2 separate regions of the Homo sapiens genome follow, and region 2 is linked to region 1. Evidence: chromatin loops called from intact Hi-C (ENCODE). Cell type or tissue: B cell. All regions are shown on one strand. Links, peaks and the distances in the headings refer to the core of each region. The heading gives the core; the rest is flanking DNA. Region 1 overlaps BPTF (bromodomain PHD finger transcription factor). Region 2 has its middle 25 kb from the start of BPTF.

Region 1 (4,391 bases), core at 174-4,173:
AACTATTGCTTTTATCCTGTCAATCCTTTGCTCTGAAATTAGGACCTACTAAAATAGAAATTACCAGATTAGATTAGCATGTTTTTCTGTCACTCTCCATTCTAAATATAATTACGTGAACACAGCATTATATTTCATTTTTTTGCAGAGACAGAGTCTCACTATGTTGCCAGGCTGGTCTCGAACTCCTGGGCTCAAGTGATCCTCCAGCCTTGGCCTCCCAAAGCGCTAGGATTACAACAGGCGTGGACCACCACACGCCTTTAAACAGCATTTTAAAAATCTGTATTCATTTTCCGAATCAACTAAACTATGCTTTTAAATCTATACAGCTTTCTACTCCCCATTCTAGGTACAAACCACATATTAACTTACTGACTTCCCGTGCCTGAATTCCTTCTGTCCACGTTCAGTTCTGTATGTCCAGCAGACTCCTGGACCTGTCCGCAAGGCAGGCACCTCAAACGTGTTTAAAACCAAACTCATCGTTTCCCCCCATTACCTACTCTTCATCCAGCGTTCTCATCTTAGTAAATGGAATTACTGTCCCACCAGCTGCTCAAGCTAGAAATATGAGAATAAACTTTTTCCTTTATTGTTTGCTATGCCTTTAAAATAAATATTGAATCAGTTTCTCTCCATTCCCACTGTCCCTCCGTGATACAAGCCAGTGTCATCTTCATTAGACTAGTCAGTCACCCCTAAAGTAGTGTAACCCCCTACCCCAACCTTCCAAGATTTTTTCTTTTTTTTTTTTTTTTGAGATGGAGTCTCACTCAGGCTGGACTGCAGTGGCCCAGTCTCAGCTCACTGCAACCCCCTGCCTCTTGGATTCAAGCGACTCCCGAGTGGGTGGGATTACGGGCGGCCGCCACCACACCTGGCTAATTTTGTATTTTTAGTAGAGACAGGGTTTCACCATGTTGGCCAGGCTGATATTGAACTCCTGACCTCAGGTGATCAGCCCACCTCAGCCTCCAAATGTGCTGGGATTACAGATGTGAGCCACCATGCCCAGCCATAGCTGGATGATTTTTAAAACAGCAATTTTGATCAAGTCTCCTTTTCCCCTAAGTTGAAAAACCTTTTAATTACAATTACTTCCATTTGCCCTTAACCAAAACTTCAGATTCTTTAGCACAGATCCCTAACTTTGTACATTTAATTATCTTGCTTTCTAACACTTAAGACAACATAAATAAAAAGCAAACCAAAGCACCTAAAAACCTGTTGGCTAACTAGCTCATTCTTGAGGTCTCAGCCTATTTATGCTACTTCCTAGGGATTTCTTTGCCTGCACCCCTTTCTTTCCCTGAACCCCTTTTTCTCTTGCATCGTGAAATACTACTTTTTAAAACACCCATCCTACCAATAGTTTTTTTGTTTTGTTTTGTTTTTTGATACAAGTCTCACTCTGTCGCCCAGGCTGGAGTGCAGTGGCACAACCTTGCTTCACTGCAACCTCCGCCTCCCAGGTTCAAGTGATTCTTCTGCCTCAGCCTCCCAAGTAGCTGGGATTACAGGTGCCTGCCACCACACCCGGCTAATTTTTGTATTTTTAGTAGAGATGGGGTTTCACCATGTTGGCCAGTCTGGTTTTGGACTCCCGACCTCAGGTAATCCACCTGCCTCGGACTCCGAAAGTGCTGGGATTACAGGCGTGAGCCATCGTGCCCGGCCTAGTTACTTGTTTTAAGGTAAATATTATACACTTCATAAGGTGAGGAAAATGATGACAACTATGTATATGATACCCATGAAGTGCTGGTACTACTCTAAACACTTTATATATTTTAATTAATTTAATTCTAACAACAGCATCTTCCAGGATATGTACCGTCACCCTATTTTTCAGATGGAGAGACTGAGGCATAGAGAGTTTTAAGTAATTTATCCAAGATCACACAACTACAAAGTGGTGGGATCGGGATTTGAACCTAGGCATTCTGGCTCCAGAATGTGTGCTCCTAAGCACTACTTGGGCTGCTTGACCAAGAGCTTAGGACCTAGCTTTTGTCTTTAATTGCTGAATTGCTAGTTTTATCAGTTTCCTGCAGCTGCTATAACAAAGTACTATACCAAAAAAAAGTACTATAAAACTGGGTAGTTTAAAACAGTAGAAATTGATTATTTAACAGTTTTGGAGAATAGAAGTCTAAACTCAAAGGTGTCAGCAGGGCCATGCTCCCTCTGCAGGCTCTAGGAAAAAAATCCTTGCTTTTTTTTTTTTTTTTGGCCTTTTCTAGCTTCTAGCACCCCAAGTGTCCTTGGCTTGCTGGCAGCATAATTCCAATCTCCCTGTCACTATCTTTTCAAGGCAGCTTAGGTTTTTTCTATCAAGCACCTAACAGTTCTTCAGCCTCTTCCCATTACCCAGTTCCAAAACCACTTTCACATTTTTGAGTATGTTAGCAGCAGCACCCCACTTCCCGTACCAAAAGTTGGGAGTTTTCCAGGGCCACCATAACAAAGTACCACAAATGGGGTGGCTTGAAAAAATATGAATTTATTGTCTCACAGTCCTGGAGGCCAGAAGTCTGAAATCATGGGTCAGCAGGGTTGGTTTTTCTGGAGACTTTCAAAGAGAATCTGTTCCATGCCTGTCTCCTAGCTTCTGGCAGTCCTTAGCATTTCTTGGTTTACAAACAGACACATCACTCCAGTTGCTGCCTCTATGCTACCTTCTTTTCTTTTTCTTTTCATTTTTTTGAGACACGGAGTCTCTGTTGCCCAGGCTGGAGTGCAGTGGCACGATCTCGGCTCACTGCAACCTCCACCTCCCAGGTTCAAGTGATTCTCCTGCCTCAGCCTCCCAAGTAGCTGGGACTACAGGCACATGCCACCATTCCTGGCCAATTTTTTGTATTTTTAGTAGAGATGGGGTTTCACCATGTTGGCCAGGATGGTCTCCATCTCCTGACCTTGTGATCTGCCCGCCTTGGCCTCTCAAAGTTCTAGAATTACAGGCGTGAGCCACCACGCCCGGCCCATTACCTTCTTTTCTATGTGTCACCTTGGGTCCTCTCCTTTTCTAAGGATACCAGTCATTTGACTTAGGGGCCACCCTAAATCCAGGATGATTTTTATCTCAAGATCCTTAACTTTACATCTGCAAAGACCCTATTTCCAAATAAGATCACATCCTGAGGTTGCAGGTGGACATGAACTTTGGGGACATTATTCAACTCATTTCACTAGTGTTCTTTACTCTTCATTTCTATGGGTTTGTTTAGAAACGAAAGTTGAAACTTACTGTGAGTCATTAACCTTCTACTTAGCTAGCCTAGGTAAAAGTCAAAGAAGCTTTAAAATGTAGACATATAATATGTATGTTTGCTCTTAATTATATTTTTAGCAAACCTTTTCTTGCCAGTCTGTCTTCTCTTTGCCACCCTATGAGTCCTTGAGAATGTGTGCCCAGTGGTAACTTCAGGGAAGCCTGGCCAGTTTGGGTGAGCCTGAGGAACATGGTAGGCCTTGTAAGAACCAGAGCTTCTACAGAACCACATTATAACTCCAAAACCAAATATACATACATAATGTATATTTATGTGGAAAGCTGTTGTCACTTTTACAATGAGGACAAATAATTTTGATTATATAAACTGTATATAGGCCAAGTAACTAAGTATAAAAAAACAACTTTTCAGCCCGGTGCGGTGGCTCGTGCCTGTAATCCCAGCACTTTGGGGAGGTTGAGGCGGGCGGATTGCTTGAGGCCAGACGTTCAAGACTAGCCTGGCCAACATGGCGAAACCCTGTCTCTACTAAAAATACAAAAATTAGCTGGGCGTGGTGGTGTGTGCCTGTAAATCCCAGCTTCTTCAGAGGCTGAGGCATGAGAAGTGCTTGAACCCAGGAGGCAGAGGTTGCAGTGAGCCAAGATTGCGCCACTGCACTCCAGCCTGGGCAACAGAGTGAGACTCCATCACAAAAAAAAAAAAAAAAAAGGAAAAGAAAAAAGTTAAACAAAACAAAACAGACCAAAAAAACCCCCAACTTTTCTTTGAATGGATTAGCAGGTATTCACTGTTTTGCTGCTTTATGCTTTAATGAATTTTTCTTTCTGTGGCTTCAAGAAGAAAAATGTTAGGTCAGTGAATACGGTATAGGTTGAGTATCCCTTATCTAAAATGCTGTGGATCAGAAGTATTATGGGCTTTGGAATATTTGCATTATACTTACCAGTTGATCATTCCTTATTTATTTATTTTTTTGTTTATTTTTGAGACAGAGTCTCGCTCTGTCACCCAGGCTAGAGTGAACTGGCGCGAACTCGGCTCACTCTAGGCTCCACCTCCTGGGTTCACACCATTCTCCTGCCTCAGGCTCCCGGGTAGCTGAGACGACAGGCGCCTGCCACCATGCCCGGCTAATTTTTTTTGTATTTT
Region 2 (4,391 bases), core at 244-4,243, 63 kb before region 1:
GCGCCCAGCCAATTTTTGTATTTTTAATAGAGACAGGGTTTCACCATGTTTGCCAGGCTAGTCTCGAACTCCTGACCTGAGGTGAGCCATCTGCCTCACCCTCTCAAAGTGCTGGGATTACAGGCGTGTGCCACTGTGCCTGGCCTGAAATATCTGTTTTGAGACAGGATCTCACTTTGTCACCCAGGCTGGAGTGCAGTGATGCGATCTCGGCTCACTGCAACCTCCACCTCCCGGGTTCACATGATTCTCTTGCCTCAGCCTCCCGAGTAGCTGGGATTACAGGTGCATGCCATCTCACTAACTTTTTATTTTTTATTTTTGTAGAGACGGGGTTTCACCATGTTGGCCAGGCTGGTCTTGAACTCCTGATCTCAAGTGATCTGCCTGCTTCAGCCTCCCAAAGTGCTGGGATTACAGGTATGAGCCACCGCACCTGGCCTAAAAGCTTCTCAGATGATTCTGATCTGCATCCCTTAGGTGCAAGCACTTAAGGTCCTAGCCGTTTGCTTATACGGTGGTTGATGATTTAGAAGGTACAAGGAATGGAGGCCATGGCTGATGTGTCAGTGTGTTTTAGACACGGGAATGTAGTGAACTCTATGCAAATTTTGCAGAATAAAGGCGGGTGGTGTCCTGTGTTTCCCAGTGGTCAGGAAGCAGAGCGTTCTCTAGAACTTAATTGACGCATTTCACCAGGCACCAGGTGGAAAGGTCCAGTACGGGGGATGAAACGTGACATCTTAGGATACTCCCTCCTGTACCATGATGGTGTGATGGTCACAGGCATGGAGAGGGCCCAGAGAGGGTATAGTAGCCTTTAGGACCATTGCTGTCTATCCTTATCCAGTGTACCTATAACTCAAGAACTGATGAATTTGGGAGACAATCTCTAGACCACAGGGCCACCAAAAGTTCCATGGGCCCATGTTTAGGATTTTGAAGGACGCCCAGTGGCATACTGAGTAGTGTCCTCCCCAGTCCCAGCACTGATGCGCAGTTTCCTACTGCCAGGACATTGATGGCTATACTGGTGGAGGAGGAACCTGTGCATTTTTCTTATTTTTTTATTTTTTAGATGGAGTCTCACTCTGTTGCCAGGCTGGAGTGCAGTGGCGCGATCTTGGCTCACTGCAACCTCTGCCTCCCAGGTTCAAGCAATTCTCTTGCCTCAGCCTCCTGAGTAGCTGGGTCTACAGGTGCATGCCACCATGCCCAGCTAATTTTTGTATTTTTAGTAGGGACAGGGTTTCACCATGTTGGTCAGGCTGGTCTCGATCTCTTGACCTCGTGATCTGCCTGCCTTGGCCTCCCAAAGTGCTGGGATTACAGGTGTGAGCCACCGCACCCAGCCGATCCTGTGCATTTTTTTAGCTTTGAGCAGGCTTGGATCTCAGCCAACTGGATGATGGCCTTGCAGAACTGTTTAGACTCACAGCAACAGAGCCGGCATGCCTGCAGAGTTCCCAGGCCACGGTGCTTTGGATGCGGGACTTCTCTGCCATCCCCTGCCATTGTGGTCTTGCTGGCAGGATATCTACCAAACAGTTTAGGCTGCTCAGCTCACAAATACGGGAAGCAAACTCTTTGAAGACTGCGAGGAGGCATGAGCTGAACCAAGTGTGCTCCAAGCACTCCTAGCTGTCAGGTAATGGGGAATGCCCCCCTTGAAGGCCACTTAGATCACTAGCAATGCTGTCTTCTTCACCATGAGGTCACTGACGTTAATCATCCAGTTTTCTTGCTGTGGAGTCACAGGAGAGTAAGTCATTTAGGCTGAAGACTTTTTTGTGTGTCCTTCTCCTGCCAGCTTGAGAAAGCTAGGGACTTCTTTTTTGTTTTTTGAGGCGGACTCTCGCTCTGTCGCCCAGGCTGGAGTGCAGTGGCGTGATCTCAGCTCACTGCAAGCTCTGCCTCCCGGGTTCACGCCATTCTCCTGCCTCAGCCTCCCAAGTAGCTGGGACTACAGGCGCTCGCCACCACGCCCGGCTAATTTTTGTACTTTTAATAGAGACAGGGTTTCACCATGTTAGCCAGGATGGTCTCAATCTCCTGACCTCGTGATCCGCCCGCCTCTGCCTCCCAAAGTGCTGGGATTACAGGCGTGAGCCACTGCTCCCCGGCCAGGCTGGGGACTTCTTGATACAAGCTGGATGAGCTTGCCTTGAGGATATGAGGCTAGGCTGACTTTAGGGAAGTCAGTTTTTGGAAAGAGTTCTCAATCTCTGAAACAAAGCACACAGTGAAGCTGGTAGCAAAGAAATCCATTTTTGTTTGTTTTTTTTTTAGAGACATCGTCTCATTCTGTCACCCGGGCTGGAATACAGTGCTTGATCATAGCTCAGTATAACCCTGAAGTCCTGGGCTCAAGTGATCCTCCTCCTTCAGCCTCCCCAGTAGCTGGGACCACAGGTGTGCACCACCACGTCCAGCTAATTTTTTTATTTCTATAGAAACAGGGTCTCGCTGTGTTGCTCAGGCTGGCCTCAAACTCCTGGGCTCAAGTGATCCTCCCGCCTTGGCCTCCCAAAGTGCTGGGATTACAGGCATGCGCCATTGCACCCGGCGAATCCTAGATTCTAGAATTGCTTGGGGTAAGGGGTCTCCTAATCCAGGAACCCAGACCCTTTGCTCTGCTTGAGAACGCACTGTCTGAACTGAACATAACCCACGTCAGTCCGGCTCACAAAACTACACTTATGGGGATTGGCCTGGAGGTGGCGCCCCTGTTGTTGGTCTAGAAATGCTGGCCAGAGGCTCAGGCCAGTCTGGCAAATGGATAAGAACATCACCCAATGGAAGAGGATGTCACAGCTCAGAAGGCTGGGCTGCACGCTTTATCAGCCCCTGGAAGAGAGCAGGGGCACTGCCCAAGCCTGAAAACATTGCACTTCCTTAAACTGCTCAACACTTATCTTGACATCTGTGGGTTTTTTTGTTTGTTTGTTTTTTGTTTTTAGATATGTCTCACTCTGTCACCCAGGCTGGAATACAGTGGCACGATCTCTGTTCACTGCAACCTCCACCTCCTGGGTTCAATCGATTCTCCTGTCTTGGCCTCCCAAGTAGCTGGGATTACAGGCATCCACCACCATGCCCGGCTAATTTTTGTATTTTTAGTAGAGACGGGGTTTCACCATGTTGGCCAGGCTGGGCTCGAACTCCTGACCTCAAATGATCCACCTGCCTCGGCCTCCCAAAGTGCTGGGATTACAGGCGTGAGCCACCATGCCCAGCCTTGACATCTGTTTTTAACTTCCATTCCCAGGTCCAGAGTGATCTGGGTTTTAAATATTACACCTTGATGTCTTAATAAAACTTCCAAATCCAGCCTTCCCAAAAAATTATTCCATGACACAGCTTAAACACTCTTCTGATCAAAATGTACTGAGTGTTTTTTAGGGCAAAGATACATGTGACATCTTTGGTGGGTTGGTTTGTTTGAGGCAGGATCTCTGTTACCAAGGCTGGAGTGCAGTGGTGCAATCTAGGCTCACTGCAACCTCTGCCTCCTGGGCCCGAACCATCCTCCCACCTCAGCTTCCCAAGCAACTGGGACTACAGGTGCGTGCCTGGCTAATTTTTGTATTTTTTGTAGAGACGGGATTTTACCATATTGCCCAGGCTGGTCTCGACCTCCTGGTCTCAAGTGATCCACCCGCCTTGGCCTCCCAAAGAGTTGGGCTTACAGGCATGAGCCACCACGCCTGGCCACATCTGATATCTTTAATAAAAAGACTCCAAGCAGGGCGGGCCTGAGATGGAAGAATCGCTTGAACCCGGGAGACAGAGGTTGCTGTGAGCCGAGATCGCGCCATTGCAATCTAGCCTGGGTGACAAGAGCAAAACTCTGTCTCAAAAAAAAAAAAAAAAAAAGACTGCAAGCAGGCTAGATTGAAGGGCTGGTCATACTTTCATCACCCCATGTCCCGCAGCCTGGCCAGTTTCACCCCATAGTTATGTTGAGCACCTCCTAGCGGAGGGGTCAGGTAAGTCAGGTAGCTGCAGGTGGTCTGAGAGATTCCATTCATTCATTTCTGGGCCACTGATCTGGCCAAGGGATTCAATCTATGTAAACGGGTTGAGGCATGTCTGCAAGACTGCCTTCTGTTCCTTGCCTCTGTGATCTGGGTCTGCTTTTCTGAACACGAAGGAGTCAGACAATCAGCAAAGCAAGGCGCAGTCCTGGGGAGTGACTGCTATAAGACTACAGTAGCCCTGGCTGAGGTCAGAGCCTATAGAATTTGGTCCAGCCTGGCCATACCTGTTTGTAAGGGCAATCTACTGTATGTACGTGGATGTGTGTTTTCCCAGGACAAGGCAAAGAAGATCCATTCCTTCCAGCCTCAATCTGTATTAGTCAGGGTTCTCCAGGGAGACAGATTCAACAG

Evidence for each region. Hi-C counts contacts between places; a loop is a spot of excess contacts. Peaks named below come from ENCODE experiments on the same cell type or tissue, not always from the same donor. Only the 100,000 strongest peaks of a DNase experiment are listed, where the experiment ranks them.
Region 2: it touches region 1 in a loop (6-fold over the local background); 9 of 110 quality-filtered maps call a loop at or near these places.

Annotation. Positions count from the first base shown.
Region 1 is chr17:67,860,596-67,864,986 of GRCh38, forward strand. All of the region lies in intron 2 of BPTF (bromodomain PHD finger transcription factor), which reads left to right. Among named protein-coding and RNA genes, the nearest start is that of BPTF, 37 kb to the left of the region's middle. In B cell, for the core only: no CTCF peak of the experiment used is centred there; a DNase peak (open chromatin) is centred at 2,206; H3K27ac peaks cover 285 bases.
Region 2 is chr17:67,797,866-67,802,256 of GRCh38, forward strand. No RefSeq gene overlaps it. Among named protein-coding and RNA genes, the nearest start is that of BPTF, 25 kb to the right of the region's middle. In B cell, for the core only: a CTCF peak has its summit at 2,715 (motif pointing right); a DNase peak (open chromatin) is centred at 2,776.